3 separate regions of the Homo sapiens genome follow, and all the other regions are linked to region 1. The links are chromatin loops, found by intact Hi-C in ENCODE. Cell type or tissue: CD4-positive, alpha-beta T cell. All regions are shown on one strand. Links, peaks and the distances in the headings refer to the core of each region. The heading gives the core; the rest is flanking DNA.

The links. Peaks named below come from ENCODE experiments on the same cell type or tissue, not always from the same donor. Only the 100,000 strongest peaks of a DNase experiment are listed, where the experiment ranks them.
Region 2: it touches region 1 in a loop (9-fold over the local background); 17 of 110 quality-filtered maps call a loop at or near these places.
Region 3: it touches region 1 in a loop (4-fold over the local background); 2 of 110 quality-filtered maps call a loop at or near these places.

What each region holds. Positions count from the first base shown.
Region 1 is chr2:240,562,864-240,571,416 of GRCh38, forward strand. DUSP28 (dual specificity phosphatase 28) reads left to right here. Exons shown (of 2, transcript NM_001370465.2): 2 at 1-2,393. RNPEPL1 (arginyl aminopeptidase like 1) reads left to right here and starts at 5,621. Exons shown (of 11, transcript NM_018226.6): 1 at 5,621-6,251. The coding sequence starts at 5,724. RefSeq lists enhancers at 1,758-1,907, 2,038-2,117, 6,068-6,706, 6,578-6,757, 6,707-7,345 and silencers at 3,588-3,827, 5,338-5,597, 5,628-5,687, 5,828-6,017, 6,258-6,307. In CD4-positive, alpha-beta T cell, for the core only: CTCF peaks have their summits at 2,177, 2,382, 3,607 and 3,806; DNase peaks (open chromatin) are centred at 3,068, 3,408, 3,778, 5,608 and 3 weaker places; H3K4me3 peaks cover 3,610 bases; H3K27ac peaks cover 3,417 bases.
Region 2 is chr2:240,828,162-240,839,005 of GRCh38, forward strand. No RefSeq gene overlaps it. Among named protein-coding and RNA genes, the nearest start is that of KIF1A, 13 kb to the left of the region's middle. RefSeq lists a silencer at 4,104-4,573 and an enhancer at 4,107-5,103. In CD4-positive, alpha-beta T cell, for the core only: no CTCF peak of the experiment used is centred there; DNase peaks (open chromatin) are centred at 3,690, 4,370, 5,080 and 5,784; H3K4me3 peaks cover 656 bases.
Region 3 is chr2:240,127,923-240,138,766 of GRCh38, forward strand. COPS9 (COP9 signalosome subunit 9) reads right to left here and starts at 8,383. Exons shown (of 3, transcript NM_001163424.2): 1 at 8,300-8,383; 2 at 6,011-6,083; 3 at 2,906-3,166. The coding sequence starts at 8,362. The coding sequence ends at 3,129. RefSeq lists a silencer at 8,195-8,244 and enhancers at 8,685-8,784, 8,795-8,904. In CD4-positive, alpha-beta T cell, for the core only: no CTCF peak of the experiment used is centred there; a DNase peak (open chromatin) is centred at 8,429; H3K4me3 peaks cover 2,374 bases; H3K27ac peaks cover 863 bases.

The DNA of each region.
Region 1 (8,553 bases), core at 1,833-5,832:
CCCAGTTTATAAACTGGGCCTGAATATATTTCACAATTTCCATAGTGACCAGCAGACTAATGGGGATGAGGTACTGTTATAAGATGATGAACACCAGTATGTCAAACACAATGCTGTGAGCTGGAATCCTCTTTCAGGTACCAAATGTCACCATACTTTTTATTCCATAGCACGGCTCCCACGCAGCTCACTACAGACATGACCAGAGCAGCAGGAACCAAAGGGAGACCCGCCCATTGTCACTTTCTTAATCTCTGATCTCTTGAGGTGATTTGACAGAATTCTGCAGGAATTTGGTTTCAAAGCCAGTGTAAACAACTATGCCAGTGATCCACTGAGCATTTCTTTTTTTTTTTTCTTGAGACGGAGTCTCACTCTGGTGCCCAGGCTGGAGTGGGCGCCATCTTGGCTCACTGCAAGCTCCGCCTCCCGGCTTCATGCCATTCTCGTCCTTCAGCCTCCTGAGTGGCTGGGATTACAGGCGCCCGCCACCACGCCTAGCTAATTTCTTTGTATTTTTGGTAGAGACGGGGTTTCACTGTGTTAGCCAGGATGGTCTCAATCTCCTGACCTCATGATCCTCCCGCCTCGGCCTCCCAAAGCGCTGGGATTACAGGCGTGAGCCACCTCGCCCGGCCAATCCACTGAGCATTTCTAAGCTGTGTATCTCTTAACAAGACCCAGTCAGGCCCTATTGGAACAGGGCTTTTACCACCTAGGCGGAAGCTCAGCCATTGAAATGACGATCAGGTGCTTCACGGTCTATTTTTCCAGATAGGCCTAACAGCTGGTTTTCTGTTTGCATTTCAGCTGTTTCTGGCAAAGCCTGCCGTGTCTTACATTTGTCTCTCTATCCGGATTAGATGTTGCTATATGAACACATCGGGACTGTGTCTGCAGGAAGGAGCTCCCCATTCGAGGCCTTCACAGTGTCACCCACATTCACCTCTTTCCACTTAAACGTGTCCCATGAATCTTGTCATAACAGTTTTGTGTTCCTTAACTATTTTGTCTGCCATGTCATTTATGATGTATATAACCTCTTTAATGCCTGAAATCATAAGAATAATCATCAAAGGCAAGAGGGTTGTATATTTTCCCGTTGGAGACACATCTGGAATTTGCTGCAATAAAATAATAATAAGAAAGCATTGGCAGCTTTGGTAAACTGCAGATTCAAAAATCGAGGGAGAAATGAGCACACGCTGTACTTGGCTGTACATATAATTGCTGACTGTGGGTTGCAGAAATTTCTCTCAAGCATCATCACCACTTTTGCTCAGTTATCAGTAGTAATAACAGCAATCAAAACTGAAACTGCTCCAGATGCCTGTCTAGGAAGTATGGTTTTCCATCCTTCCTACTGCTTTCTTCACAAGAGAATCCTCCACCTCAGTGGCCCTGAAGTGGCCTGAAGGGCCCGCTCTGCGGTCCTGCCACCAGTGCCCTCTGAGGTCCATGGTCCCACGGCACCACGGCCGCCCAGTGCACTCGCCTCCACACTGAGTTTTCATTTTTCCCAGTTAAGCCCCATCTTCCGGAAATGCAGCTCCAGAGGGTCTCTGTCCCCTCTTGCTGGTGGGGCAAGGGTCTGCGCATCAGACCACATGGACCCCTGCACCACCATCTGCTCCGTCCTCTCCCTCTGGTCAGCTCAGCTTATTAAACAAGCCTTGGTCAGGAAAATCTAAACCACTTAAGGAACTGGGCAGAAAGAAACTGAATGCAGGGAGAAGAAGGCTGGGGAGCCAAGGACAGGAGAGGAGACATAGGGGAGTCACAGGGACCTGCCACCCAGATCCCCACTGCCTGATGTCCTGGCTGTGGAGGGCACCTGGAGCTGCCAGCAGAGCCTCCTGCCCACCAGCTGCTGAAGCCACAGTACATCTCCTTCCTCCCACCTCCCAGACCTCTCACTGGTCTCATCTGGGCACCGAACATGGGAAGCCCCTCCTGTGACAGGCAGGGGAGAAGGAGGCTGTGCTGACAGACGGCCTGGTGAGGGAACCCGGGAGGCCTCCAGCATCTGCACCCCTCTCCTACTTTGATCTCTGTTTCACCAACATTGCACCCCAACTTAAGGTCACATAGCTACTGTCAAGCCAACAAGGTGCTGCCTCTCCCGCCGTGTGAGGGTGGAACCCCATAAGCCACCACTGGAGGCATCCAAGCATGTTGATTCCTTCTCTAGTTCAGACACCACCTCTCCTGGACATCCTGTGGCCTAAAGACTATCCTAGAATCAACACTCCTTAAATAGGAGTGGGGAAAGAAAAGGAAAATGTGTGTAATACATGTGAATCACAGATAACGTAGTCATTGGTTAATATATACAACTACGCGTATTTACATTCTGTATGCGTCAATGAGTAAAATACTGTGGTTGGTGCTTATCTGCCTTTTCCAATACTCGTTCCATGTTCTACCCTCAGCCAGTGCCTAAGCTGCTTATGGCCTTCACCTGGTGGCATGACTCGATCCTTCATTTTTAAGGCCCCAGGCCCTGCATGGCTGCCCACACAGGTGCTGTGGCCTCCGTTACCTGTACTGCACCACCAGAGAGAAGTAGGAGGCACCACTCTTCCTGGCCCCCAAGCCTCACAAAGCCTCATGCCCACCTGCCAGAGCCAGCCCTGTGTTGTCTCATGCTTCCGTGGCTGGGCCGTGTCTGAGCCACCCTCCCAGTGAGACCCGATTGTGTTCCTAAGCAAAAGCATCCCACCTGGGGACCGAACATCTCTGATGCGGCAGAGCCCAAAGCTGGGGGGATGGGAAGCACGGGTTTTGTCAGCCAAGCGTGGGGGTGGTAGTGAGAAGGGCCTTCTCCCTCCCCACGCCTTGTGTACCTGGGCCTCAAGCATAGGCCACACCTTGTTGGTCGCTGCCCCTCTATGCCGTGTCACCAGCCGGCACCACCCATCGCTGTGGACCGCGGCCCCCATCACAAGCTGGTGCCCAGGGCAGTCCCCATCTCTGTGGAGGGCTTGCCTGCCGCTGGCCTCTCTAGATAAGCTCCTCATGACTCATGCAACCTTTTCATCAACCCGGAAGGAAGCAGCCGCCGGTCGCCACTAGTGGGTGAGGAACAGTGGCTTGGAGAGGAGGGAGGACCTGGGTCTGCGGTTTCCCCCGCGGCTCAGCCCTGCTCACAACACCCTGATGAAAACCTCGGCTGCCCTTGCCTCAGGGCAGGGCACACCCTTTACCTGCTGACCTGGCCCTGGTGACAAGGGGACAAGGGCAGCAGGGCCCCGGCCAGGTTGAAGGACACCTGTGGGTCACATCAGACCTTTTTAGCCCACCAGCTCCATCTGAGAACTGGTAGCTCCCTGGTCCTCTGTCGGGGTTGGGCGCGGCCCTGTCTGAACACTGCTTCTTCCTGGAAGCTTTGCTGCCCTCCCCAGCCTGCTAAAACGCTCCATGCCCACACCCACCTCCTAGTGGGTGAAGCCAGGAACCCCTCCCTCGGGTGCATCAGGGGAAGGCTGGGGTGCAGATGCCGCGCAGCCACTTCACTGCGCTGATCACCAAAAAGCTGGAGTATGAAAACTCCTGTGGGAGAAAGCCAGGGCTGACAGTCGCGACGTCCAGGCTCCTCTGCCAGGGTTAGAGAAGTCAGAGGTGTCTGCCCAGGCCTGCATGCGGCGTAGCCTCCCGCCGCCAGGGGGCGTCAGGCCGGCGGGGGCGGGGCCTCCTCGGGCGGGGCGGGGCGGGGCGGGGCCGGCGCGAGAGGCTCCCGCGGCTCAGTTGCAGACCCCGCCCCCTCGGCTCAGCCGCGCCTCCCGCTCCATGGGGTGCAGTAGGGCAGCTCCTCACATACGTGCGCGGTGGGAGGCGCTCCCTTGGGCCCCCGGGGAGGAGGTGCCACAGCAACTCTGGACTCCTGTGTGCAGAACTGGCCGCGGAGAGGTGCCCAGGGCGAGACCCCAACCTCTGCTCCCTGAGCCCAATGCGGGGCTCTGGGTGGCAAGACCCCAAGCTCCCTGTGGTGACTTGCCCCCCGGACGGCCAGGCCCAGCTAGTGTGGCACCGCGTGTGCAGAACTGAGGTTCTTCCAGCCAGGAACATGGCCCGGTGGGCTCTGGAGAGCCCCGTAGAACTGGGGGTGCCATCGAAAACAGTCTGCCCTTGGCACTGCAGGGCCCCACCGGGCAGGGCGCTGGGGGCAGTGAGGAGGGTCCCATCTCAGCTGTCTTCCCTGTCAGCCTTGGATGCGAGGCTGATCCACACCTCTGAGTGACTGTGTAAGCCTAGGGGTTCCTGGTGAGTTTGGGATGGGTGCCCCAAGATCGTGGCCGTGTCCCTAAAGAGGGCACGTGGGGACCTGAGGTCCTACGGGAAAACTGAAATGATGCCTCAGTGCTCTGTCCCGCAAACGTGAACGCACACTCTCCCTCTCAGCCTTCCTTCCCGCCCCACGGAAGGAGGGTAGACACAGAGGGTTACACAACGAGGAGACTGAGTCCAGACACAGGAAACACTACTCAGGGCTGACGCTGAGTCGAGTGCGGTACCCGAGTCCAGCCCTGCACGGCCACACCTCAATGGAGCAGAAGAGAGAGGTGTCCTGGGTTCCTGGATAGTTCCCCAGCCCCAGAAGCCCCTTGTCCCTAGGAATTTGAATTCTTACTTGATGACAACAGCGACATCATGGTGGCCCCTGTTATTCCACAGCCTCAAAATTTAACCGCTGTGAGCTCACTAGCAGCTTCTGCCAGGCGAGCACCCCTTCCCTCGGGGCTCAGGCTCCTGGACAGGCTCAGCCTTGGGCAGCCTTCGCCAGGTCCACAGAGAATGGCGTTGGGAAGGGTGGACCTGGCGGATGGGGTGGGGACAGGCGGGCCAGACCCTCCTTCGTACCCCAGCACAGGGCTCCCAAATGAGAGGTCCCCAGCACTGCCCAGAGGAACTTCTGCGATTGTGGAAATGATTCCTGCCTGCTTTGTCCATTAGCCACTCCTCCCAGGAAGACACACACACTCACTCACTCCACCTGCCACGAAGGAACTGAACTTCTAACTGTATTTAATTCGCATCTAAATGGCCACACGTGGTTGGTGGCTGCTGTAGTTGACAGCGCTGCGTGAAGGCTCCGGCGCTTCTCGCACCGCAGGGCCCACAGCACAGACCACACCTGTAGACTTGGAGGAGTGGCAGGGGTGCCAGGAGAATCCTGCCCTGCCCGTAGCCCCGGATGAAAGGATGACATTGAGTTCGCGACGCTGCGCTCCTCGGGAACACGAACCACACCTGGAAGCAGCCTGCCCCTGTGGCCCCAAGGTTCCCGGGTCCCTTCAGCGGCTGCCCCAGGGGCCTGGCCGGCAGTGTCTGGGAGGGAGCAGCGATCCCGCCTCCTGGGATCTCCCGGGCGCCGCCCGGGGAGGAAGCGAGGGGCTGGGGGTGCTGCTCACCCGCTCCGCGCGCCTCGGCTCCCAACACAGCGCCCCGGCCCCGCGCCGCGCTCGATTCCCCGGCTCCCCGCGCCCCTGGCTCCTGGCCCTCCCCGCCCGGCGCCCCGGCCCCGCGCCCCGGCCCCGCGCACAGCGCCCCCGGCGGCGGCCGAGCGGAGCCCGAGCGGGGCGGCGCACGGCGCGGGGCCGGGCCGGGCGGCTCCCGGCGCGACTTCCTGTTGTGCCCGCGCCCCGCCGCCGCCGCCGCCCGGCGCCCCTCGCCCGCGGCCCGGCGCGGCCGCCGCCCATGGATTTCACCTAGTGCCGGCGGCCATGGCCGCGCAGTGCTGCTGCCGCCAGGCGCCCGGCGCCGAGGCCGCGCCCGTCCGCCCGCCGCCCGAGCCGCCGCCCGCCCTGGACGTGGCCTCGGCCTCCAGCGCGCAGCTCTTCCGCCTCCGCCACCTGCAGCTGGGCCTGGAGCTGCGGCCCGAGGCGCGCGAGTTGGCCGGCTGCCTGGTGCTCGAGCTGTGCGCGCTGCGGCCCGCGCCCCGCGCGCTCGTGCTCGACGCGCACCCGGCTCTGCGCCTGCACTCAGCCGCCTTCCGTCGCGCCCCCGCCGCCGCCGCCGAGACGCCCTGCGCCTTCGCCTTCTCCGCCCCCGGGCCGGGGCCCGCGCCGCCGCCCCCGCTGCCCGCCTTCCCCGAGGCGCCCGGCTCCGAGCCCGCCTGCTGTCCGCTGGCCTTCAGGGTGGACCCGTTCACCGACTACGGCTCCTCGCTCACCGTCACGCTGCCGCCCGAGCTGCAGGCGCACCAGCCCTTCCAGGTCATCCTGCGGTACACCTCGACCGACGCCCCCGCCGTGAGTCCGGGGCGGGCGCCGGGGCTGCGGGCCGGTCCGCAGGGCGCTGCTAGCGGCCTCTCGCCGCACGGCCAGGCTGAGGGACGCGAATCTGCGCCCTACAGGTGCCCCCCTCCCCCCACCCCGGTGATTCCCAGCTGTTGCCTGTGAGCCCTTAGGACCCTCGGATAGAAGCCGGAGTCCTGCGGGGACACGGGACAGCATGTCACTCCGGGAAGCCTCCCGTTCAGGTGTCTGGTCCCTGCCTGGGGACATGAGCAGCTTCTGTCACCCACCGAGGTGTACATCTGCAGGATCCTGGCACCAAGGGTTGGGCTGGAGTGTCAGCTGCGGAAGGGCCTCCATGTGACCAGTGCGTGCAGATGAGTCCAAGCCAGAGGCAGAGGAAAGGGCCATGGAGATTGTGATGCTCGGTTTGGGGCTTCCTTGGCCAGCACTGGTGGAGTGTTGAGACCAGTGGGCCCCGCGACCCCAACATAGACACACATAGGCTCTGCAGGGCTTGCACACTGGGTACCCACCACTCCAGAGACTCTGCAAGAAAGGCCAGGTGGCTGAGGCTGGCGCTGTGGCTGCAGCACCCCCTCCACCTCCACCAGTGGGGATGTGTACAGGATGGAGCAGGGCCTTTCCTGCCTACAGCATGGGGGTTCATACTGCATCCCTAGGTGGTATGGACGGCACACATGTGACACCCGACATATGCAAGACACACACAGCTGTGGAGGCGCTGGGAAGTCCAGCTGTCACTGGTCACGGCACATAAATGGACAGGGTGGTGGAGAGGTGGTCGAGAGGCTTCAGGCCACAAAGAGCCAAGGTGACATCTGGGCAGGAAGAACCCAGACCAGTGCACCCCTATGGGCTTCCTGTACATTTCCCAGGAGCCCTAAGCAGGACCTGCCACCTCACCTTTTTCCCAGAACCCCTGTGGGTGTGCAGGCCGCTGGCTAGCCGGCCCCGCCCCTGCTGTGGTATTCCAGGGCTCTGACCGGTGGCAAGTATGCCTCCCAGTATGACAGGTGAGAACTGAGGGATGGGCTTCTCCTTGGCCTTGATCCGTGTTTGGAGCCCACGTGTCTGGTCCGCCCAACACTGGCCTGCAGAGTGGCCGGACCAGGGCCCTCAGCAGGCTGCTGTGAACGGGGCCCAGTGAGCAAGGGTGGCCATTGTCTCTTGGCTTCCTATGGCCTACTGGGTGGCCCTTGGGTACTCTGGGCAGGGAGAGTGGCATAGTCCCCCAAGTCTGCGTGGTGTCAGGGTTGGCAGGCTGTGGACAGGGGGCCTAGCGTCACCTGGCCTGTGAGCCGCCCTACTTGCAGAAGGCAGAGTATTCGACTCTAACCTCAGGCATGCACCTTTGTATGTGAGCGCCATGGGGCTGGGGCCACACGTAGAGTCCCCTTCTCTTCCTGCATGTTCCAGGGACTCAGGCCCAAATCCCTAAGCCTGTCCCTGTGCCAGGGAGGATGCAGCGGAAGCTCCCTGGGAGGCCCTGCCAGTGGGCCCCAGGCCCCCAGAGGCTTTTTGGAGGTGCTGCAGATGCTTGGGCCCATTCCCGCACCCCCACCCCACCCCAGCAAGAACAGCGTTCTTCCTGCCCTGCAGCGTCTGGAGCCCTTCAGCCTTGTTCCTTTTCCACCAGCCCATCAGCACCTGTGCCCGGGTGCCCTGACGGGGATTGGTGCCCCATCTGTGGGGCAGGGCCTGTCCTGTCTGGGGGTCTGCCCCAGCCCCTCACTTCAGGGCAAGTGGGGAGCTGTGGGCCCTGCTGGTATCTGGGAAGACACCCAGGCTACTGAGGCTGTGGGGTGGACATGGGGCAGTAGGGAGAGGTGTGAGTGGGCAGAGCCTGAGAAGGGCCTCAGGAGGGTGAGGCAAGGCCACAGGAGAGGAGTAGTTGTGAGGGGGCCGTGCAGGCTGAAGGGTTGGGGAGACTCCTGCAGGGAGGTTCCTTCATACAGATTCCCAGGTCCCAGCCCCCCCCAAGGGGGAGGCTGCGTTTGTGAATGGCTCCCCAGGTGGGCCCTGAACACCCTGGCAGCCCAGGGCTCAGCAGGAATGGGAGACGCCTGTGCTACCTTGCTGCCCAGCAGGGCCAGGGCACCAACAGGAAGTTTGGAAGAGATCTGAGAATGCTGGCAGGGGTCTGGCCGGGACTGCGGGGGAGGCAGCCCTCCTGGTCTGGGATCCTCCAGGCCTCAGCTGTGGATTCCACTTGTCCAGTCTTAGAAGCATGTTGGGGGCACCTTCTACTCATGGTCATGGGAGGGCCTCTGCACGAAGAGCAATTCAGTTTGCC
Region 2 (10,844 bases), core at 2,719-6,718, 270 kb after region 1:
TCAGTCCAGCAATCCCAGCATGGGGTATCTACTCAAAAGAAAATCATTATATAAATTCTTTAAAAACTATCAATATACATGTTTATTGCAGCACAAATCACAATTCCAAAGATAAGGACTCAACCTAAGTGCCCATCAACCGATGAGTGGATAAAGAAAGTATGGTATATATACACCATGGAATAGTACTAAACCATAACATGAACGAAATAATGCCTTTTGCAGAAGTTTGGATGGAACTAGAGGCCATTATGGTACCGGAAGTAACTCAGGAATGGAAAACCAAATACTGTATGTCTCACTCATAAGTGGAAGCTAAGCTATAGGTACACAAAAGCATATCGAGTGGTACGGTGGGCACTAGAGACTCCGAAGCGAGAAGGATGAGAGTGGGGAACAGGATGAAAAACTACATATTGGATACAATGTACACTTTTCAGGTGAAGAGTTAATTAAAAGCCCAGACTTCACCACTGTACAAAACCACCTGTAGGCTAGGCACCATGGCTCATATCCGTAATCCCAGCACTCTGGGAAGCCGAGGCAGGTGGATTACCTGAGGTCAGGAGTTCAAGACCAGCCTGGACAACATGGTGAAACCCTGTCTCTACAAAAATACAAAACTTGGCCGGGCATAATGGTGGATGCCTGTAATCCCAGCTACTCGGGAAAGTAGCTGAATCCAGTCGGGAGAATCGCTTGAACCCAGGAGGCAGAGGTTGCAGTGAGCCAAGATCGCGCCTTTGCACTCCACCCTGGGCGATAGAGTGAGACTCCGTCTCAAACAAAACAAAACAAAAACCATCTGTACCCCTAAAGTTATAGAAATATTTTTTAAGTTTTTTTAAGTTAGGAGCTGATAAGAAAAATTGTCACCAAGAAGGCAACACTTTCCACAAAACAGTGACCAGTTAGAACCTGTAATGGAGGAGTCCAATCATAATAGCAATCAAAAATTGCTAGAATGCATACGTAAATAAAGAATACATAAAATAAAAATAAGAATAAATACAATGGCAGGAAATAACAAGAAATATACAGTTTTCTCATTCATAAGGAAATTATATAGAAAACTTTGAAAATCCACTGAGAAGAGATAAATTAGTGGAAAAGCATAGTGTATTTTTGGAAGAGGCAATATTGTAAAAGAGCTAGTTTTCTCTAAATTACAACTACACATTCCATGCAATTAAAATAGCAACAGAAGTTCACATGGAAACACGAACATGCAAGACTAACCAGGAAATGTGTTAAAAAGAAGAATGAGGAGAATCCGCCCTATAAGACACTAAAACATAATATGAAATTCTCACAATTAAAAAGATGCCAGTGTTGAAGAAGAAACAGATCAAAATTTTATGATAAAAGGTGTCCTTTCAAATAATTTTGGGGAAATAGATCATTTAATAACTATGTTATTTCCCACAGTGTCAGATACTGTGGGAAAATATAGAGCTGGATCCCCACCTGACATGTGAGTGACATCAAGACAAATTCCCAAGGGAATCGATATTAATTTGTGAAAACAAAACCTTAGGGGGCTGGGATGAAACGTGGTGGCCGTATGCAGTATCTTGGAGTGGAGAAAGCGTGACACATCACCTGAGCCCTCTGAAAAGATGAGGACTCCACAAAAACCCCAGCATCTCTATGGCCCAACACCATAAGCCAAATGGAAATCCCAGCCCCACACTGGGAAAATTATTTCCACAATTATGAAGATGCAGGGATTTCCGACAGTGTAAGGAGCTCTGCAAACCCACAGCAAACAATCTGAGTGATGACCCCAGAGATGGGCAGAGACTACAAAGGGACAGTTTGCAGAAGGAAAAACAGGGAGAGAATGGGCCAATAGCAGGGAAAAATATGGACACAGTTAAAGAACTGCACATCAAAGTGTAGGGTTGTTGGCTGGGCGCGGTGGCTCGTGCCTGTAATGCCAACACTTTGGGAGGCCGAGGCAGGCAGATCATCTGATGTCGGGAGTTTGAGACCAGCCTAACCAACATGGAGAAACCCCGTCTCTACTAAAAATACAAAATTAGCCAGGCGTGGTGGCGCATGCCTGTAATCCCAGCTACGCAGGAGGCTGAGACAATAGAATCGCTTGAACCCGGCAGGCGGAGTTCTGGTGAGCCAAGATCACGCCATTGCACTCCAGCCTGGGCAACAAGAGAGAAACTCTGTCTCAAAAAAAAAAACAAAAACAAAAAACAGTGGGGTTGTTTTTTGACCTATCAAATTTCATACAATTAAAATGTCTAGTAATGTCCAGTGTGGCCAGCCCATGGGAAAATGTGCCATGGTAGTGTCCAGGGCAAGGACTGCAATGTTTCTGGACAGCAGTTTGTCAAAATGCACCTGCGTTAGCCTGCTCCTACCCTCAATTCAGTAATTCCATGGCTAGCAATTTGCCTGTTATATACACACACAAAAATTTGCCAACATAAATAGGCAAGAATATTGATCACAATATGGATTTAAAAACGACATAATCAACCAGGTGCGGTGGCTCATGCTTGTAATCCCAGCACTTTGGGAGGCCGATGTGGGCAGATCACCTGAGGTCAGGAGTTCGAGACCAGCCTGGCCAACAAGGCGAAACCCTGTCTTTACTAGAAATACAAACAAATTAGTCGGGTGTGGTGGTGCGTGCCTGTAATCTCAGCTACTCGGGAGGCTGAGGCAGGAGAATCGCTTGAACCCAGGAGTTGGAGGTTGCAGTGAGCTAGGATGGTGTCACTGCCTTCCAGCCTGGGCCACAGAATGAGAATCTGTTTCAAAAAATAAAATAAAATAAAAAATAATCAAGGTGTTCACCCGTGGGCACGGGCTAAATGGACTGGGGCATACACAGGAGTGATTTCTCCAAAGCGTCTAAAATGAAGGAGTCTCAAAAGTATGTGCTGATGGGGGAAGATGACTGGGATTTGTTGTTAAATTGTTTAGAAGGGACACAGAAGAGTGTGCACAATGTAACCCCCTCATCCCGTTTTTTTCACTGAAAAGAATCACGAGAAACTGTTGGCAGCCTTTGTCATGGCTGGGGTGACTCTTGGTGGGGGTTGTTGAGAAGGCACGCACTTCTTTCTTTTTAAATATATCCACTTTCTGTGTATATGATTTGAATTTTTTTAATCTTAGGTGTAACTCTTTACGCTATTGGAGTTAGAGAGTAAGATGCCTTCATATTTTACTTTCTTTTGTATCATTCTGAATCTACACTACTAATAAATACTACATTAGGGAAAACGTTTTTAAAATCCTATCAGAGCGTAGACTTCTAGATAAACCAATGTGGAAAGAATATTAGGTTAAATCATATCAAATTACTGATGTCTACTTTTGACCTACAAAAGTGGTAATTTTAAATGGTTCCATCTAATAAAAATAAATTGTAGAAAAATATATCACAAAATTTAAAATACAGAAACCAGCTTTTTACACAGAAAATTACAACCCGCAAGTGCCACACCGAGAGGCGGCTGCAGCCAGTCTGAGCCCTGGGGACGCATGTGCTGTGACGTCCAGGCAGCAACCGGGCCGGGATGCGCGGATGGCGGGGGTGCCGAGGTGGGCAAAGGGATCACCTGGGGTCAGTGCGGGGAGCTCTGTGGACACCAGGATGGCAAGTCAGGAAGACGCTGCCCGCCACGGTCCCCCTCGGGCCTGGGAAGCCTGGAAGGTCAGGGCCTGGAGGGGAGCTGGGTCCAGGCAGGGAACTCACAGCAGAGACGCCCCGAGGGTGGGGTCGGGCCAAGAGCCGCAGCCAGGGGATGCCCTGACCTGCGCTGGAGAACGATTCGCGGAGTTCCAGAAGGGACAGAAAGGCACAGAAACAATATTCGAAGAAATATTGGCTCAGAATTTTCCAGAATTGCCTACAGACAGAAACGCTCAGATTAGGAATCAATAAGGACCCCAATAGCAAATAAAAGCAAGTCTGCAGAACACCAGAGACAAAACAGTGAAAAGACAGGTCATCTTAAAAGAGGTGAATTATGAAGTCCCAGGCCAAGGCGTTGGGTGGAACCCCAGGGTGTGGAACTGCAACAGCCCCGCAGTCTGGAAAGAAGCCGCCAGCAGCCCGCGCGGCCCCGCGGTTCCACGGGGCCTCGTCCCCGCCCCTGCCCCGCTGTAGGCCCCGCCTGCTATAGGCCCCGCCCCGCTGTAGGCCCCGCCTGCTATAGGCCCCGCTCCGCTGTAGGCCCCGCCTGCTATAGGCCCCGCCCCGCTGTAGGCCCCGCCTGCTATAGGCCCCGCCTGCTGTAGGCCCCGCCTGCTATAGGCCCCGCTCCGCTGTAGGCCCCACCCCGCAGGAAACCTCGCCCCGCTGGTGGCGCGCCCTGGTTGCCGTGGCAACCTCCTCCCTCCGCCGCCGGGTTGCCGGCTTCGCTAGCCTCTCAGCAGCGCCGTTGCCATAGCAACGGCGGGTGGGTCCCGCGGGGCGAGCTGAGCTAGGGTGAGCATCCTGTGGGGTAGACTATGGCGGCTGGGCGCGTGCGGCCTGTGCGGGGCCTCCCCGGCTGCGGTGAGAGCGGCTCGAGGGGTCCCGTGCCCGGACCCTGAAGTGCGGCCAAGCCGTGGGGGGCTCCGTGGGCTCGCGCTGCACCGCGGTGGGGTTGGGGTCCAGCCACATAGATTGAGTTGCAAGGCCCTTTGGGACGGGAAACTGCATGTTACAAATGGGGAAACTGAGGCCAAGATCGAAAAACGCTGGGAGGGACTAGCTCCAAGCTGACGCACTAGTGTCCAGGCAGAATCCTGCTGGCCTAGCCAGGACCCTTTACATCCCAGCTTTGCTCAGATGGCTCCCAGGGGTGACCTGTGGGTGGTGTTCCTGGCATGGACCCTGGATCCTGTTCCCACAGAGCTCCCTGTCAGGCCGAGGCCCCGTTGCCCACCTGGTCTTCACAGATCCCCTCCAGGCGCCTGCTCAGGGGCACCATGACAGGCCTTGCCCACCCTGTCGTCACATCTTCACTGCAGCTTTTGCAGCCTTTCCCTGAAACTGAAGACTCCCCATCCCCCAAAGCCCTGTTGGGATGCCTCTTCCCCCTCCTCCTCCATGAAGACTTTCTGCCTTACAGGACGGACGGGGGGCCCAGGTGGGCAAAGGGGTCACCTGAGGTCAGCCCGGGGGGCTCTGTGGACACCAGGATGGAGGTCAGGAAGACGCTGCCCCCCACGGAACCCCTCGGGCCTGGGAAGCCTGGAAGGGCAGGGCCAGGAGGAGAGCTGGGTCCAGGCAGTGCTCTCACAGTAGACGCCCTAAGGGTGCGGTTGGGGTTTCATTTGTTTCATCCACGCCTATTTTGCTCTGTGCACCCTGTCTCTGAGAGTCTCGGGGTCAGGTGTACAGTGGGGACGCTGCAGTCCTCAGGTTTGGAGAAGAGAATGTCAATGAGACAATAGCAGTGAAGTTGTCTGAGAACTGGCTGCTGGAATAAAATCCTGGCTCTGCCCCTCACTAACTTTCGAACCTGGGTGGTCATTCATCTCTTTGAGCCCCAGCCTCTCCGTTTGTGGAATGTGAAGTGATTACCCATCAATTTCATGGCGGGTAAATTGTGTCCAATAAACAATGGCTGTCAGGGCATGGTGAATGCTTAACCAGGCTGTGTCCACCCCTCCACAGTGGGTGGGAGCTGGCCTAGCTCATGGCCTGGGGTGCAGCGCAGACTCTCCAGAGGTCCAGGAACCTCAGCAGTGGTGTCAGCAGGTTTGCCACATGCTCTGGGGCTGTGGTGATGGGGCGGAGACAGGACATCAGCCACTGGCCTGGGTCCAGGGAAAGGAGGCCCAGCAGAGCCCTGGTCACGTCCCAGCTCTTGCAGTGGAGCCGGGGACCTGGGTGTGGAGCAGGCAGACCACACTGCAGCAAAGGGGCAGCCAGGCAGAAGCTCAGGCCCAGCCCACAGACATCTGCCCCAGCTCTCCCCAGTAACCCTGACCCTTCCCACCATCCCAGCCCACAGACACCTGCCCAGGCTCTCTCCAGTAACCCTGACCCTCCCTGCCATCCAAATCCGTGCTGTGGAATTTGCCAAGTGCTTACTTTTGGTTTTTTGGTTTTTGGTTTTGGGTTTTGGGGAGTTTTTTTGAGATGGAGTCTCGCTCGTCGCCCAGACTGGAGTGCAGTGGCTCAATCCTGACTCACTGCAACCTCCACCTCCCGGGTTCAAGCAATTATCCTGCCTCAGCCTCCTGAGTAGCTGGGATTACAGGTGCCCAGCTAATTTTTGTATTTTAGTAGAGATGGGGTTTCACCATATTGTCCAGGCTGGTCTTGAACTCCTGACCTCAAGCGATCCACCTGTCTCGGCCTTGCAAAGTGCTGGTATTACAGGTGTGAGCCACCACACCTGGCCAAAATGCTTACTTCTGAGTAGCTGAACTGAGTTTACTTGCACCCACAGAGGGCGCAAGGAGGCACAATTGTCGCCCCCATCTTGCAAATGAAGACACCAAGGCTGAGACACTTGAAAAGGCCCCTGAGGGTCAGAGGATGCTCTAGATTGACTTGAGCCAGGTCTTTGGCTGAATACCCTTCCCCCAACTCCAGTAGCTTCTTTGGGGCCAGAGCAAGGCAGTGCTTAGAGGATGGGAGGAAGCAGGTTCCCTGGTAGGAAGCCCCCAGCCTGGCTTTTCACCAATGGAGGCATGAGGTCAGCCTCTCTCTGCACTAATGTTAAGGCTTGGCAATGACCTCTCCCCACTCAAGCCCACCCCTCCCAAATCCTCGTCATTCATAAACAGCTTCCACCCAGCTCAGCCATGGAGGCTGGTAGTACCTTCTAACGCAGGGTGCTCACCCTGGCTGCAGATCAGAATCACCCTGCTGTATCCCTCAGAGATCCTGACTCCATTGTTCTCCGTGAGTTATGGGGGCTCCTAGTTAAGCACGCCAAGTGGTTCTGTGTGTGGCTGGGCCCTGGGACCCCTGGCATGGGCAGCCATCAATCAGGAGAAGTCCTGGCTATGATCACCTCTTGCCTGCCGGAGAATCAGATGGGCAGAGAGAAGATGCAAAGCAGCATTTCCTCCTTACACACTTCCAAATGCTCGCCCACAGTGACTGTGTTTTTGTTCCATCCTGTTTTAGTGGACATATGTTCTCAAAATCATTACTCTGTGCTTGGGACTGGGGTCCAGGCCTCCTCCCCATTTTACGGATGGAGAAATTGAGGCTCAGAAGGGAGTCAGGACCAGGACGCAGGACAGACGATGCCAGATGAATGGCCCTTCCCATTCCTCTGCTAGAAGAACAAGTGTCCACTCCCTATTTCTTGTTTTTCTCCTGAAAATCCAAATGTTTATAGAAGTCATAAAGAGAAATAAACAACCAGGTTTTTGCCCCAGGAAACAGGTCTGGTGAAGATGTTTATTGGAGACTCTTGAGGACCAAACCCAAAACTGGGTCATCCTGAGGGGAAGAGGGTGAGGAGGAGCCACGATGAATTGCACCAACGTGGGATTTCTGAAGATAGTCGCGCCAGTTTCTGACCCTGGGGCTGCTGAGGGTGACCCCGTGTCCAGGCCCAGCAGGACAGTCCTGCCTTGTGCTTTTGTGCCCATGCCCTCTTTCACTCTCACAGTGCCCGGCTTGGGCGGCAAATGACACAGGTGCCCTTCACACCACAGGGAACTCCCAGACCTGGAGTTCTCAGTGCAGTGGACAGAAAAGGAGGCCGAGGCTTGCTGCGTTTTTGGAGACACTTAGCACCACATTCTGTATTTATCCACATTAGGTTTGGGACAGTTTGTTGGGAAGGGGCGTGTGTGTGTGTCTGTGTGTGTGTGTGTGTGTGTGTGTGTGTCTGTGTGTGTCTGTGTGTGTGTATGTATACACGCATGAGTGGGAAAGAAAGAAGGCCAGGCGCGGTGGCTCGCGCCTGTAATCCCAGCACTTTGGGAGGCTGAGGCGGGCAGATCACAAGGTCAGAAGATCGAGACCATCCTGGCTAACATGGTGAAACCCCGTCCCTACTAAAAACACAAAAAATTAGCCGGACGTTGTAGCGGGCGCCTGTAATCCCAGCTACTCGGGAGGCTGAGGCAGGAGAATGGCGTGAAACCAGGAGGCAGAGCTTGCAGTGTGCCAAGATCGTGCCACTGCACTCCAGCCTGGGCGACAGAGCGAGACTCCGTCTCCAAAAAAAAAAAAAAAGAAAGAAAGAAAGAGATGTCAAGTGGAGAGAGGCTGAGACCCTCAGAGCTCCAGTGGGTGGGAAGAGGCCAGGATGTGAAGTCACGAGAGCCGGGAGGCCCCAGATGCTCAGGACCCCCAGGAGTCCTGGGTTCTATGAGCCTCGCCCTCCTCAGCCCCTGCCTTGGGGATTTGGACTCTGCGGGGCTGGGAGGAGGCCTAGGAGTCCGTCATTGCAGGATCACACCCCCATCCCTGCACAATCCCTAATCTCACATCAGAATCACTCAGAGGTAGGACCAGGGTCATGATCCCATTTCAGGAAGGAGTGAAAGAGGGGCTTTGCTGGGCCCCGGACTCAGAAACCAGAGCCCTGGGTGGGTGGGGCCCAGGCTGGGCAGCCCCCAGCCAACCAAGGGTAGGGACTGGTAGGGCCCCAAGTGAATGGGTCCCCGGGCTCTAGCCCGGGAGGCCCACCGGGGATCTGCACAGCGTGGGCAGCTCTGCCGGGATCTGCTTGTGGCGCACTGGACGGCCGGGTGCTGACTCAGTGTCTGGCCAGCAGCAACTGGGCTGGGGCCAGATCCCATCGCAGCGCAGCCGTGTCGGCAGGCAGCTGCTCCCGGACCAGGACCAGCTGCTCCTGGGGACCAGGACCAGAACGAAGTGTTAGCTGTTGACACGTCAGTCCAAGTCCCCTACCCCTCTGCTTTTGCTGCTCCCAGTCCCTCCAGTTTTCCCTCATCTGTTCATCCACAAAGACCCTGGAAGCCCTGAGCTTCCTCTGTGTCTGGAGCTGCAGCATGGCAGTGGGAAGGGCTGCCCCTCTGCAGGGCCGCTGTGCTGTGTGCTAGGTGGGGCTAATAGCTGGGGTCACCCCTGCTGCTCACCCTTAGCTGAGGAGGAGAGGAAGCAAATTGGGTGCTCCCCAGTGACTTGGGTCTGGATTCTGCTGTCAGCCTACACACAGAGCAGGAGGCTGGGGACTAGAGGTTCTCTGGGGACAGCATGTAGAGGACTTGACCACAGTGCTAGATGCTGGCAGGGACGGAACCGAGTAAGACACCATCCTCCCCAGGGCAACCTGCCATCTTTCTGATGACAGACACTTACACAAGTACAGGGAAGACAGGGACCTCACGCCATGGAGGAGCCCAGGGTGTGCGAGGTGGACTTCTCCCCTGTGCAGACCTACTCCTACCTCCTCAGCCTGTCCCTGCCCCTGTGTCCTGGGAGGGTGGCCTCTCCAGATTCTATTCTGGCTTCAGCCAGTAGGAGAGACTGCCAGGGCTGGAGAGCAGGAGGAGAGGGTAAGGAGGGAGGGGGCTGATACTCCTGGCCCCACCTTTTCAGATCACTCCAGACAGCCTGCCCTCTTGCTGAGGGCTTTAGTTTCTGAATGGCACTGTCCAGTTCCACCACTGGCTCCCTCCTCGTGCCCTCCAGCACTGGCAAAGACCCCAATGCCACCCACACCTCCCTTGGTGGGTCCCCAGCCCTGTCCACACCTGTGTAAGCAGCCTGTCACCAAGCTCTCTGCAGCTGTGCCCCTGGAGCATAGCAAGAGGTTTCCTGCCGGAACCCTCACTGGTACATGCGGGTCTTTCTCAAAAGCCCACGAGCATTGACATAACCAGGCAGAGAGCCCCTCAAAATACCAGTAAACAATTCAAAGAAGAAATTGTACAAGTTATTGTTCTCTGAGCCTAAGCGATAAAACAAAAAGTAAATAAGAAAAGTATGGTCAAGAAAAAAATGTCTAATGCCTTGGAAGTTAAAAAACTTACTAGGTTAAATGAAGAAATATAACTGAAGTTGCAATCTTTCTAGAAATGAATGAAAATGAGAATGCTCTTTATCAAAACCAAGGGGATGCAGCCGCTGTGCTGTGAGAGGGAAGTTCAAGCTTAAAGGCATTGATACGAATTCAGGAAAGGTTGGAAATGATTGGCCTCTATGTTCAACCTCAGAATCTAGACAATGAACATCAACAACACGATTCAACAGGGCAGGATAAAGGGATTAAGGCAAAACCCCAAGTCATGAAATAGAAAATAAACACAAATTAGACTTAGGAAAAAAAAGGATTGGTTCTTTGAAAATGACAAGAGGATATAACTATAGAAACAAAATATTTAAAATTAAATACATATACAAAAAGTGAAAATCTAAGTAACATCGATACAGCTGGGTGCAGTGGCTCACACCTGTAATCCTAGCACTTTGGGAGGCCGAGGAGGATGGATCACCTGAGGTGAAGAGTTCAAGACCAGCCTGGCCAACCTGGCCAAACCCCATCTCTACTAAAAATATAAAAATTAGCCAGGCGTGGTGGCACATGCCTGTAATCCCAGCTGCTCGGGAGGCTGAGGCAGAGAATCGCTTGAACTTGGGAGGCGGAGGTTGCAGTGAGCTGAGATTGTGCCATTGCACTCCAGCCTGGGCAACAGAGCAAGATTCTGACAAAAAAAAAAAAAGGTGCATAATGAGAAGAAAATTGAAGCAAGTCAAAGAGAAATTACTAGAGGAGTCTTACCTATGCTATGGCAAATCAACCTAACAACTTTAAGGCCATAATAATTAAAACAACTCAATATTGGCAAGGGAACCAACAAAAAGATAAATGATAGAGGTAGCACATGCTAAGGGCGGGATTTCAAACTAGTAGGGGAAAGGCTCAACCTTCTCAGCTGCA
Region 3 (10,844 bases), core at 6,103-10,102, 430 kb before region 1:
ATGGCAGGCCACTCACACCCCCTCAAAAATCACCCAGGAACCATTAAAACCATTCAAGACATACTTGAGAGTAGTATTTTGGGACTAATTGGAGGCAATGATTATTCACACAAAACCTGCGCTGTGTGGCCAAGATGATGCCACCAAGGTGTGCTGAGAGTCCGGGTGCTGATCCAGGGCTGGAGGCGGGCAAAGCGCACAGCTCGCAGAAGGTGGGCGAATCACAGACCTTCCTCAAGCCTTTCCCTTGGGACACAGTCCCCTTTGCCACCCTGGGAGGCGTGTTACCAGAGATATAGTGTGGAGACTGCTGGAACCACGGTGGAGAAAGAAACTGTTGTGGAGAAAGATTTTCTAGGCCCAAGAAGCCAGTGGGCAGGCAGAAACAGGAAGTAGTTGAGTCCAGGGATCTTTGAGCCCTGGGGCCAGCTGTCCTTCTGTGAGCCTTCCAACAAATTCCTCTCTTGCATGGATTTTAATGGACAGTGCTTCCTTCTTTTCTCACAGAAGCGTCTTCTCCAGGACCCCAGAAGGCTCCCTCGCCCTCGGCCCATTCTGCTCCAAGACGCAGGCAGGCATTCCCCGCAGAGCTGTGCTGCCTTGCTGAGGTTCATTATCTGGCCGGCAGCTGAGCCTGCGGTCCCCCAGCAGCTTTCTAAATGTGGCAGGGATCGGTATAGAGGTCTCTGTGATGAAGGCGATCAGGTATAAAAACCGAGAAAATACCTCTTTGTCAGTGTAGGTGAAGACACATCACTGACAATGGCTGGAGTTTTGCCACGGGAGTGACCGTGGCTGGGCCCGTCAGCTGCAGTCCGATCACCCAGGTCATCACTCTTCCTGACAGCCTCACGGTGACAGCCGAGTCACACGGAGATGAGGAAGAAAAACAGGTGGCAATGCTCGTGGCCTCATGGTATTGAAGAAGCTGCAAGGATTCTGTGAAGGCAAAGGGAGGTCTCCTAGAGCCCACACAGGTCTCAACATGTGCAGAAGACACTGACATGCACACATGTGCAGACTGCTATTCACAAAGCAGCTTAGACCAGGCAAACCTGAAATTCTACGGCCCACACAGGAGCTTCTGGGGCTCACAGGCCTTGGTCTAGAAGGGGTGTGCCCATCTGCACTCTGCCTGAGTTCCTCTGCGGCAGCTCTCTTCTCCACCTGGGATCATTCCTTCCTGCTGAAGGCCAGAGGCTGACATCCCCATTCACCAAGGAGGAAACAGAGGCCCAGAGAAACATTTCTGGTTTTGTCTAGAGACAGGGTTTCCGTGGCCCAGGCTGGAGTGCAGTGGTGCAATTATCGCTCACTGCAATCCTGAACTCCTGGGCTGAAGTGATCCTCCTGCCCTAGCCTCCCAAACAGCTAGGACTATAGGCACGTGCCACCATGCTCAGCTCATTTTTTTAATTTTTGTATAGAGAGGGGGGTCTCGTTCTGTTGCCCAGGTTGGTCTCAAACTCTTGGCCTCAAGTGACCCTCCCGCCTCACCCTCCCCAAGAGCTGGGATTACAGGAGTGAGCCACTGTGCCCAGCCCTCCAAAGAAAGGAACGGATTCAGCAGGAGCCTGCAGCTCGCTGGCAGTGGTGTTTGCCACGGGCCAGTCTGAGTGTAGCCACAGCCCTTACCACTGTGTACTGCAGGCCCTGTGGGACTGCGATAAACCTCAGCTGAAGGGGAACTGCAGGGTAACCACCTGATCACGACAGAATTCACCCAAATACCTAGTTGTTCCCCACAGAGCCCTCTATGCCTGCTTTGAGGAATCCACTCATGAAACTGTAAAAACAACTCTCACGAAATGAATTGCAAGAACATAGCACTGAAAAACCCCACCCTCTCCAAGTGCAGACGACGTGCACGCCTGGCCGCTGGAAACCCTGCTCCTCGCCTGCAGATAAGCCACGTGGGTCTCAGAAACAAAGCGGCAGCCTCAACGTGCGGCCCAGTGCAGACCTTCTTACAGAGATGCACTTCTTACCTCTTCCGACACCACAGGCCGCTCTGCTGCCTTCCCACGGACCCCGTGCTCCGACTGCCCTCGCTGCAGTGCGGGAACCATGGAGGACTGCTGGCTTGTCCTGGGCAGTCCTGAGCTGCTGAGCCCCAACAAAGGACAGGAGCTCCATCAGGATGACAGGGTGGAAATCCACTCACCACTCATGAGAAAAAGAGGCAGAGCTGACATTCGGTTCTGCTTAAGATCTCACCTGGCCTCCAGTACAAATGTCTCTTCTGTAAACATGACAAGGTGACACCCTTCAGCGGGTTCTCAGTAGCGGGGGCAGCAGGTCCCTCCACTGAGGGGCTTTAACTCTGAAAATGGGAACTGCTGAAGTCCTGGGCCTGGGCGTCTCCTGGCCTGAGAAACACTCTTCACTTCGAGATGGATGTCAAACAGCAACTTCACTGCTTTACAGCCAGTATCGACTACTGAGCTGGGCCTACAGGAAACAAGACCCCTCTTCCCACATGGGCGTTACACTCTCCTTTGAAATGGACCAATGTGCATTTCCACGTAGAAGGCGTCTCCTGCAGTCGCATCCTGTCGTCCTAGTTCTTAAGCCTAGGGGCAGCTGCCCTGACGTGGAGGCCAGAGGACAGCATAAGGACGACTGTGCTGACAGACACACACAGTGGGAACCTGCCCACACAGCAGAGGGGCGGCCCCGTGGCAAGGTCCTCCAAGTGCTGTCAGCAGGCCCAGCTGTGCACGGGCCGCGCTGCCTCCTGCTCCAGCACATACAGCACCTTAACACAAGGTATCTGCTACCAGACAAATGTGGTTCTCTCAGCGTGCTGACAGATGCACGCACATGCATGCACACACAAACACACAGAGACGTTTAGGGACTGCAACATTCACTCATAAGTGCAAGAAAGAGATCACTCCACATGTGACATTGCTTTCTTTTAATTGGAGTGAGGACAAAACCTGATCCCGTTCAGAGATGAACAGAATCATCTAGGTCGTTAAGAACAGTCTTATCTTTCTGGTTAACCAGGTCCTAAATTCAAGGGATTTCCACGTGTTCTTTAAAACCACCTGAAACTGTCCTGCGCAGGCTCACACTGCGGCTCTGTACCAAGGGCTTGGCCCCGCCTGCAGCCAGAGGGCATCTCACTGGATGTCATCATCATCAAAAAGATCTTCAAAATCTAGGGAAATAAGCAAAACCACGTAGTTACACCTACAAGGGTAAGGGCTGAAGAAATCACTTCAGAATGAATTATATAGTAGTCCAAAATACAGAGATAATCGTCAATGATCCAATGAAATAAAAGACTTTTCCCGTAACAGACTTTCAGTTTCAGCCAACCAGGGCTCGTACATGTAGTCCAAGGGGAGAGTGTTGGCTAGAGTGCTTTCTAGCTTTCATTTAAAAGACAATCCTAAGAAAATGCATGCAGGGCTGTTCTGAGTCCCACGGACACCACCGCACAGCCACAACTCAGCACTCAGGACACGCCAGTGCCGTGTCTGCACCCACGAGTGCACGGGCACCCAAGATGCTGCCCTCGCTGCCGGGGCCGGGGAGAGATGAAGCTGGGAGGCACGTGCTGGGTCCTTGAGAGCAGAGGGAAACCAGCCGGCTGCCGCTGTGAGCATGAGAAAGCCGGGCTAGGCTGCAGAAAGGTGAAGCCTCCAGTAAGGGAGCGTGAATGATACTCAAGCCTGAGAAACACCTGCTAAGGCCCATTCTCACTGGAAGAAACGCAGCAAACACGTAGTGCCCTGCTTTGGGTGATCAAAATCAGGCCCCCCAGGAAAGATTTTGTCCTTCTGTTTAGTCTTCTGTGTTTTTCAAATTCCCTACTACAGGCAATCATCACTTTCACAATGGGAGGTGAAAATACAACTAAAAGCCCACCCACATGTACTGCGCACTGAAAATGTGCAGTATGAATTATGAACTAGAAAGAGGAGGTTCAACTCCTGGAGGGTCAGAGCGAAGAGAAAGGGGCCTGCTGGCACCACAGCATCCAGCCTTCCTGGGGAGGGTGGCGTCCCTGAGGCATCTCTGGATACTGCAGAGGGTCCCGACGCTCCCCAGCCACACTGATGCACCCCCACGTCCTCACTGCCTCCCGACTGCTGGTTGTGGTTCGCCGCTAGGAGCACTTTTGCGCAGTCCTGGGCCTGGCTGACTCCACACCTTCCGACCTCTGCTCTGCTGCCCCCTCTGGAGAAACCTCCCTCTGCAGTGCTCCCAGAAACAATGCCGTCCACGCTTTGCCAGGGCTCTTGTCACAGTCCAGCCCCTGCCTGCTGACTTGTCTGGACCCACAATTTTGTAAGACATGGCGAGGGAAGAGAGAGTGTCTCTTTCGTGGCTAGAACCCTGGTGCCCAGGGTGTAACAGCCCAGCAAACCCATCTGTTTGACGAGTAAAAAGGACTTAGCAAAAGCCTCATCCACAGCCCACAGAGGTCTCTCAAAGTAAATGGCTTCTTGAACACATGGGGTTGTCACAACCTGATGGGACAGTGAGTGCTTTGTGAACTTAGTGGGTGGGCAGGCAGGGGACACAGAGCTCTCCTGCGTCCCCTCCCTGACCGGCCGTGGCTCAAAGGCAGACACGCGCCCACAATGCTCAGGTTGCTGGGCGCTCACCTGACGGGTAGGACCTGGGTCCCTCTCAGAGATGCTTTCCCGTCAGGATTCAAGGGCTGACTCTGGAAGTCATGTGAACTCAAACACTAGAACACAGCAATCGCCTCTAACCAATGGGCTGGCAGAGGATAAATGGGACTTTGAAGGAGATCATCAAAATGCAAGCGTGTGGTGCCAGCATTAGCAACTGCCCAATCCTGCCCACGTGAAAAGCTTCAAAGTCGCCCTGGTGAGCTGGTGTTTTTGCAAAGCAGCTTTGGAGAGCGCTCTGCAGCTTTGTACAATTTGTTCCCTCTGAAGGCAACACCCTTCTCCCACCTCGCTCTGGCATAAAGAATTGAAATAAATGCTATTCAGTTCTCCAGGCTCATCTCAAATGTCATCTGCCTCAGTTCTGACTCCAGTTGGTAGCAGTAAGAATGCTGCCTCAGGGGCATGGCCAGGCACCCTGGGAAAGCCTGCACCCCAACTCAGCAGCTTGGCTGCTCCCCTCAGGCAATGGCTGCCTGACAGTAAGCCTGATGAAGCAGCAGGGACTCAGGATGGCAGGGGGTCTCTGGTAAATTAGAAACCGATGTGGCAAGCTCAGGTCCTAGCTGTTAACTAGTAACAAGAGCTTTCTGTAGAGAAAAGCACCATGGATTAAACCAGGATGAAAAATGCCACCTCACTCTCTGGAGTAAGAAACCTATCTTATTTACTTATTATTTGAACCCTTAGTAAAGGTTAATATCATCTATAGGAATAAGGCCTGAAGAAATCAGAAGAGAATGAGAAATATTCCCTCTAGCAGGTCTGAAGATGTTACAGAAAATTTGCTTTTCACTGTTCATTTGGTTTACCCATGTTTTTGGTAACTAGCACTGAAGCCCTTAAATCAAGAGGAAAACACATCCTGCGTCCTGATTTCAGAGCTGGGCAAGAGCTGGAGTATGGCTGTCCCTCTGCAAAGGCAGCTGAGGGCATGAGAACCCAGGCAGGCAAACACAGGTGGGCTGGGAGAGGAAAGGAAACCGGCTACCCGGAGAGGGCGGAGACAGGGAGACAGATGGGGTTCCTATGGCCGTGTGTGGGGTGAGGGCCCAGACCTGGCTACAGTCTGAGGTGTCCGCAGGCACATGTAACACGCATGCCAGAGCTCAAACTCAACTACTGGGCTGCAAGCTGGGAACAATTTCATGCTACTTTTCTCCTGAAAAATAAGGCTGCCTGCCAGTGGCCGCAGCCCGTGTCATCGCTCCACAGAGGCTGCACTGCATTCTGAGAGGAGCGCAGGGGCTCTACCACCTTATGATCCAAATTATTCATGTCACCAAGTTGCTTCACTGCCTTCACCTAGAGAAGAAATATTCAGATTAAATCTGGCATCCCATTCCAAGCATCCTTACCGTTAAAAAAGTCTGCATGAACGGCCTTTTCATTGGCTGCCAAGTCCATCAAGAGCCCGGTGCTGCCTCCCGCCTGGGGAATGGAAAGGCAAGGTTATGTCAGGTGCGTTTTCCGAAAGAACAGGTGATAAGTGCATTGCAGGGCCACTACCCCCACAAAAAAAGAAGATGGGTGAGGGGAAACAGGCTCAAGTTGGAGTCAACATTTTAGTTCCAGACACAGGAATGTGTATTGGGGGGAGGGGGAGGAATTCAAAGGAATGATTTTTAAGGTCTCTCAAGGGCTTCTGTTCCTTGATTCCTGTCTGCCTTTAAAAAAGAAACCTACCACTGACCTAAGCACCACTACTTCTCTGTGCCCCTCAAGGAGAGCTTTCCGATCCCTCGCCGGACATCGCCAGAGGCCACAAACATGCGAAATTGAGCCCATCGCCTCCACTCAGGATCCCTTCCCTCTCTCTTCTGGGAATGAAACCACTTCCCCGAGGAAACTGACCTGCTCTGCCTCTGAGGTTCTGGTGCCCCGCTGCTATCATGGACCGTCCACTGCCACAACTCCACGGCAGTGGAAAAACCATGTCACAACCCAAGCTGGGCAATCTGAAGCCCTCAGGATTTTGGGTCCTGTTTAGAGTCAACCGGTGACAGAGGGAGCAGATTCCTCTGACAGCAGCACCCTGGACAGCTGGCCACAGGTCCTGCTGCTGCCCTGGCCCCAGCATTCACAAGGCCGCTTGCTCAGACCTGCCCTGATCCCCACATAGCTGCATGCCCTTGTTCCCTTTCAGACACTCTCAGAAAAGCCAGGACACTCAGTCTCCTCCCCTGGCTTCTCAGCCACCCTCCCTGTCCCCATCAGCACAGTAAGCCACGCGCATTCTACCACTTGAAGCTTGTCCCTACCTCCATCTGCCTCATTCACACCCTCTTCAACTCTCCTGTTCTCCCTGCTCTCATTTTTCTACCCTCTCACCCGTAAATGCTGCCACCCTACAGAGCAAGTCGGAGCCTCTCACTCCCCACTGTAAAGCCCTCCGGTGGCTCCACATCGCCTAGGACTGTGAAGCCTAGGACTGTAAAACAGGACTGAGAAGCCTGGGTTTAATGGAAGTGCTTCGGGAGCGGGGTGCACAGAGCCACCCTCTTTAGCATGGTTCCAGATGGTTTCACGATCTGGGTAGGGAGAGAGTCCCTACCCACTGTCTCCCCTCTCTCTGGCACTGCACGCTCAACCATGTTAAACGACACAACATTCCCTTCCCTTGGTGAGCCAGTCGGCATCCCCCAACCCAGGGCTCTGCTCCTGCCGGGCCTTCATCCCCCACTACCTGGCAAACACCAATGTGTCCCCCAGCATTTGGCCACAGAGTCGACTCCTCAGCTGTACCTTTGCTGAGCCCCCTCAAAGCCCTGAGGGTCCATCCGTCGGTGCGCCTTCGGCTTTCTATGACACCTGGTATTTGCAATCAGCCGCTCTGCCATGCTATTACCTCCACAAGCACAAGGGCTGCCTCTGACCACCTCTGCAGCCCCTAAGCTTTGAGAAAGAGCACATAAGGCCCTGACATGTAGGAGCTGGCCTGCCACTCTGAGCTAGGCTGTGGTGCTCTCCTGCTGACCATAAACCATCTCAGAACGCTCACATCAGACAAGGTCACTCTGTGAACACAATAGAGACCAACAAAACCCCAAGACGACTGTATAATCCTGTATAATTAAAAAGAAGAACGAGGCCACTACGCAAAGCACATAAATGCCAGATGTCTCCTTTTCCGCTCCGACAGGAATGACGGCTGCTCCAGTCTTCCCTCATTCTAGTTAAGATTAAGAGGCCCAATCGGAGAATTATCCTCGCTTCCAAGGCACAGTAAAGCCCACTTTCTTCCCCCAAATCCCCTAACACGAGCTCAAATCCCACACGAGGTTATGGAGACGCACCGCGGGCCCCCATGGGGTGCTGCAGCCATCGAAGAGCAGCAAACGCAACTCCTCTGACCACGGGTGTGTTCCCGGGGGCCGTGGGGGCACCCAGCAGGCACTCAACCCTCAGGCTGCGCCTCCTGGTCCCCCGGGCTAGGGCACACGCTTCCCGCCGCGGTCGGTCGCCGCCTTTCACCAGGTGCTCGGAGAAACCGGGATTTGCTCTCCGCGGGGCAGGGAGCCTGGGAGCCGCGCCCATCGCCCACCCGCCCGGCCTCCCCTCCCCGGGACCCGCGCACCAGGACGCCGCCCTTCCGCTCCCCCTTCCCCGCTCCCCACGCTCGGAGACTCCCGCCGGGCCCGTGCCACCTCGTCCAGGTCCACGTAGGGCCCGGCGCCCTCGGGGAACATCTCGTCCACCGCCGGCTTCATCTCGGGGCCGCGGCGCTCTAGGCTCACTTCCGGCCTCAGAGCCGCTTCCGGCGCGCGCCACATGGCAGATCTAGACGCCGGAGGACCGCGCCTCTGTGGTGCCCGCCCGCTGGGGTGCTCCCGGCCGCCGGCGCGTCCGCGGCCACCGGCGTTTGTCTTTGCGCTGGCGAGGGCGGGCGTCTGCAACGCCTCTGATGGGCGGCCGGGCGGCCACGGGGAGAAAAGGCTGCCAGCAATGGGAGCAGTGCCTGCAGAGCACGCCTCCGACCAGAGGCCGGATCCAGAATAAAGAAGGAGCCTCAGACTCTGCCGCAAAGACGGCCGGGTTCACAGGAGCCCAGGGCTTGACCTTCAGACGTTTGTCTGAAGAAGACACACTCGCGGCCAGTGAGCAGATGAAGAGGTGAAAGCAAACCAGGGCCCCACGGCCGCTGCACCCCTGGGACGCCCAGAGTCAAAAAAACAGCAAAACACGGGTGGAAGGGTGCGCGGCACACGGGGCCCCTCGCACCGCGGCGGGGAGTGAGACGCGGCAGCCGGGGCGGGAGACGGGGGGGGGCAGGTCCCAGAAAATCAAACACGGACACCCACGTGGCCCAGCACTCCCCTTCCGGGCACAAGCCCAGAGGACCAAAAGCCGAGGCTCCAAGGGGCGTCTTTACCCCACGTTCACAGCAGCGTTATTTATAATAAATGAAAAAGGGAAGCGTCCCCCGCTGTCCCTGCCCATCGATGGATACGTGCATAAGCAAATGTGGGCCATGCACACTGTGGAACATTACTCAGCCTTTAAAAGGAAGGGAATGCCGACACCTGCTGCCACGCGCAGGAACATTGAGGACGCTCTGCCGAGGGAAACGGGCCAGTCCTAAGACAAACACCGCATGATTCCACTCAGCCGAGGCCCCTAGAGGAGTCAAAGTCATAGAGACAGAAAGTAGAAGGGGGTTATCAGGGTCTGGGGAAGGGGAAATGGGGAGTTCGTGTTTAGTGGGGACAGATTTTCAGCCTTGACAGATGAAAAGGATCTGTAGAGGCTGCTGGTGATGGCTGCACAGTTCGTGAATGTGCTTAACGTCACTGAAATGTGGTTAAGATGGAAACAATTTGTGAAGTTTTACCGTAATGAAAAAAACAACAAAAAAGAATGTGACAGAAATGCGAGGGAAAGGAGAAGGAAAGGGGTAAGAGGAGGGAGAAGGTTGGAGGAAGAGAGGGAGAGAGGAAGAACAGGGGAGGGAAGGAGAGAGAGCAACAGGTCCTGGAACTAGACTTTGCCAAAGATTCCTTGCTCAGCCAGACTTCGGTGGCCTCCTAACCTCCTCCCAGGCCCATCTGTGCACTGCATTGTCAGGTTCAGTTTTCGCAGAGAGCCCTGCTAAGTTGGTTTAGCCAGAGCCCCCCACCCTGGATATTGGATCGGGTTCCTGGTCCCCCAGCATCCCCAGGATGTCTGATGGCCCAGACCTGTCTTCAGCGAAAGCCCTGCGGGGTCGGCCGAGCCAGCATCCCGTCCCGCACTGTGTTCCTCCCAGTCATTTGCCACCCGCGACCCCACCTGCTCCTCAGCCGCAAACCCCCACTGCCTGTGCTGTTCGGAGCTGAGCCTGGTCTCCCTCCCCCACTGCAAGATCCCGTTGCAGTGGTCCCCACACCCGTCTCCAGGGTTCGGAACAACTTCTGAAAATTTCCAATAATGTTTTCCTTTAACAGGCCTTAGAGGAGTTGGGTTTGGGGGTTAGGCTGTAGAGAAGGGGAGTGGGGGGCGGCATGGATGAGGGTAGTTCCAGGGACAGGAATTGAGCTGAAATGTGAGGGGTGTGTGTGGCCTGAAAAGGGGCCGCCTGGCCTGAGTGGACAGTGTGGGACGCAGGGAGAAGCTGGCAGTGGATATTGGGTGAGCCTCATGCCATGCCAATGTGCATCACCCTGAAGGACCCAAGTGAAAGTCAGTCCGATGGAACAGGGGCTTGGCAGTGACTAAGAAGATTGACCCATTAAGTCAAGGTCTTTACTAGCTAAGGGGTGGAGCTGTGGGTCTCCACGGTCTGCTTGTACACCCTACAGGGATGGGGGGCTCACCACCTGTGCAGAGGCCATCCTATTGCTGGAGGCCCATCCCTGAGACACCATCGTGCTGCCTGCCCAGTCTTCCAGTGCCCCAGGTGAAGCCCCCTTCCTCCCAGCATCCTCAAAGCCTAGAGCCGTCCCTGGAAGACAGAGCCTGCCCAGGCCCCGCTGTCCCTGACCGATGACAGATACAGGTGGGGTTTCTCAGTTCCGTTTCCTGCTGCCTCCTGGGCACTGCTCCCAGGGGTGTGTCATGGTGTGGAGTCAGCCTAGCCCTGACTGTGGGTTTGTGTGCTGCCCAGCTTAGTGGCCCAGAGCGGGGGTGCCTGGACTAGAATCTAGCTACCCCCTAACCAGCTGTGTGACCTTAACAAGTCAGGCTGTGACCGCATGTCTCTGCCTCAGTTTCCTC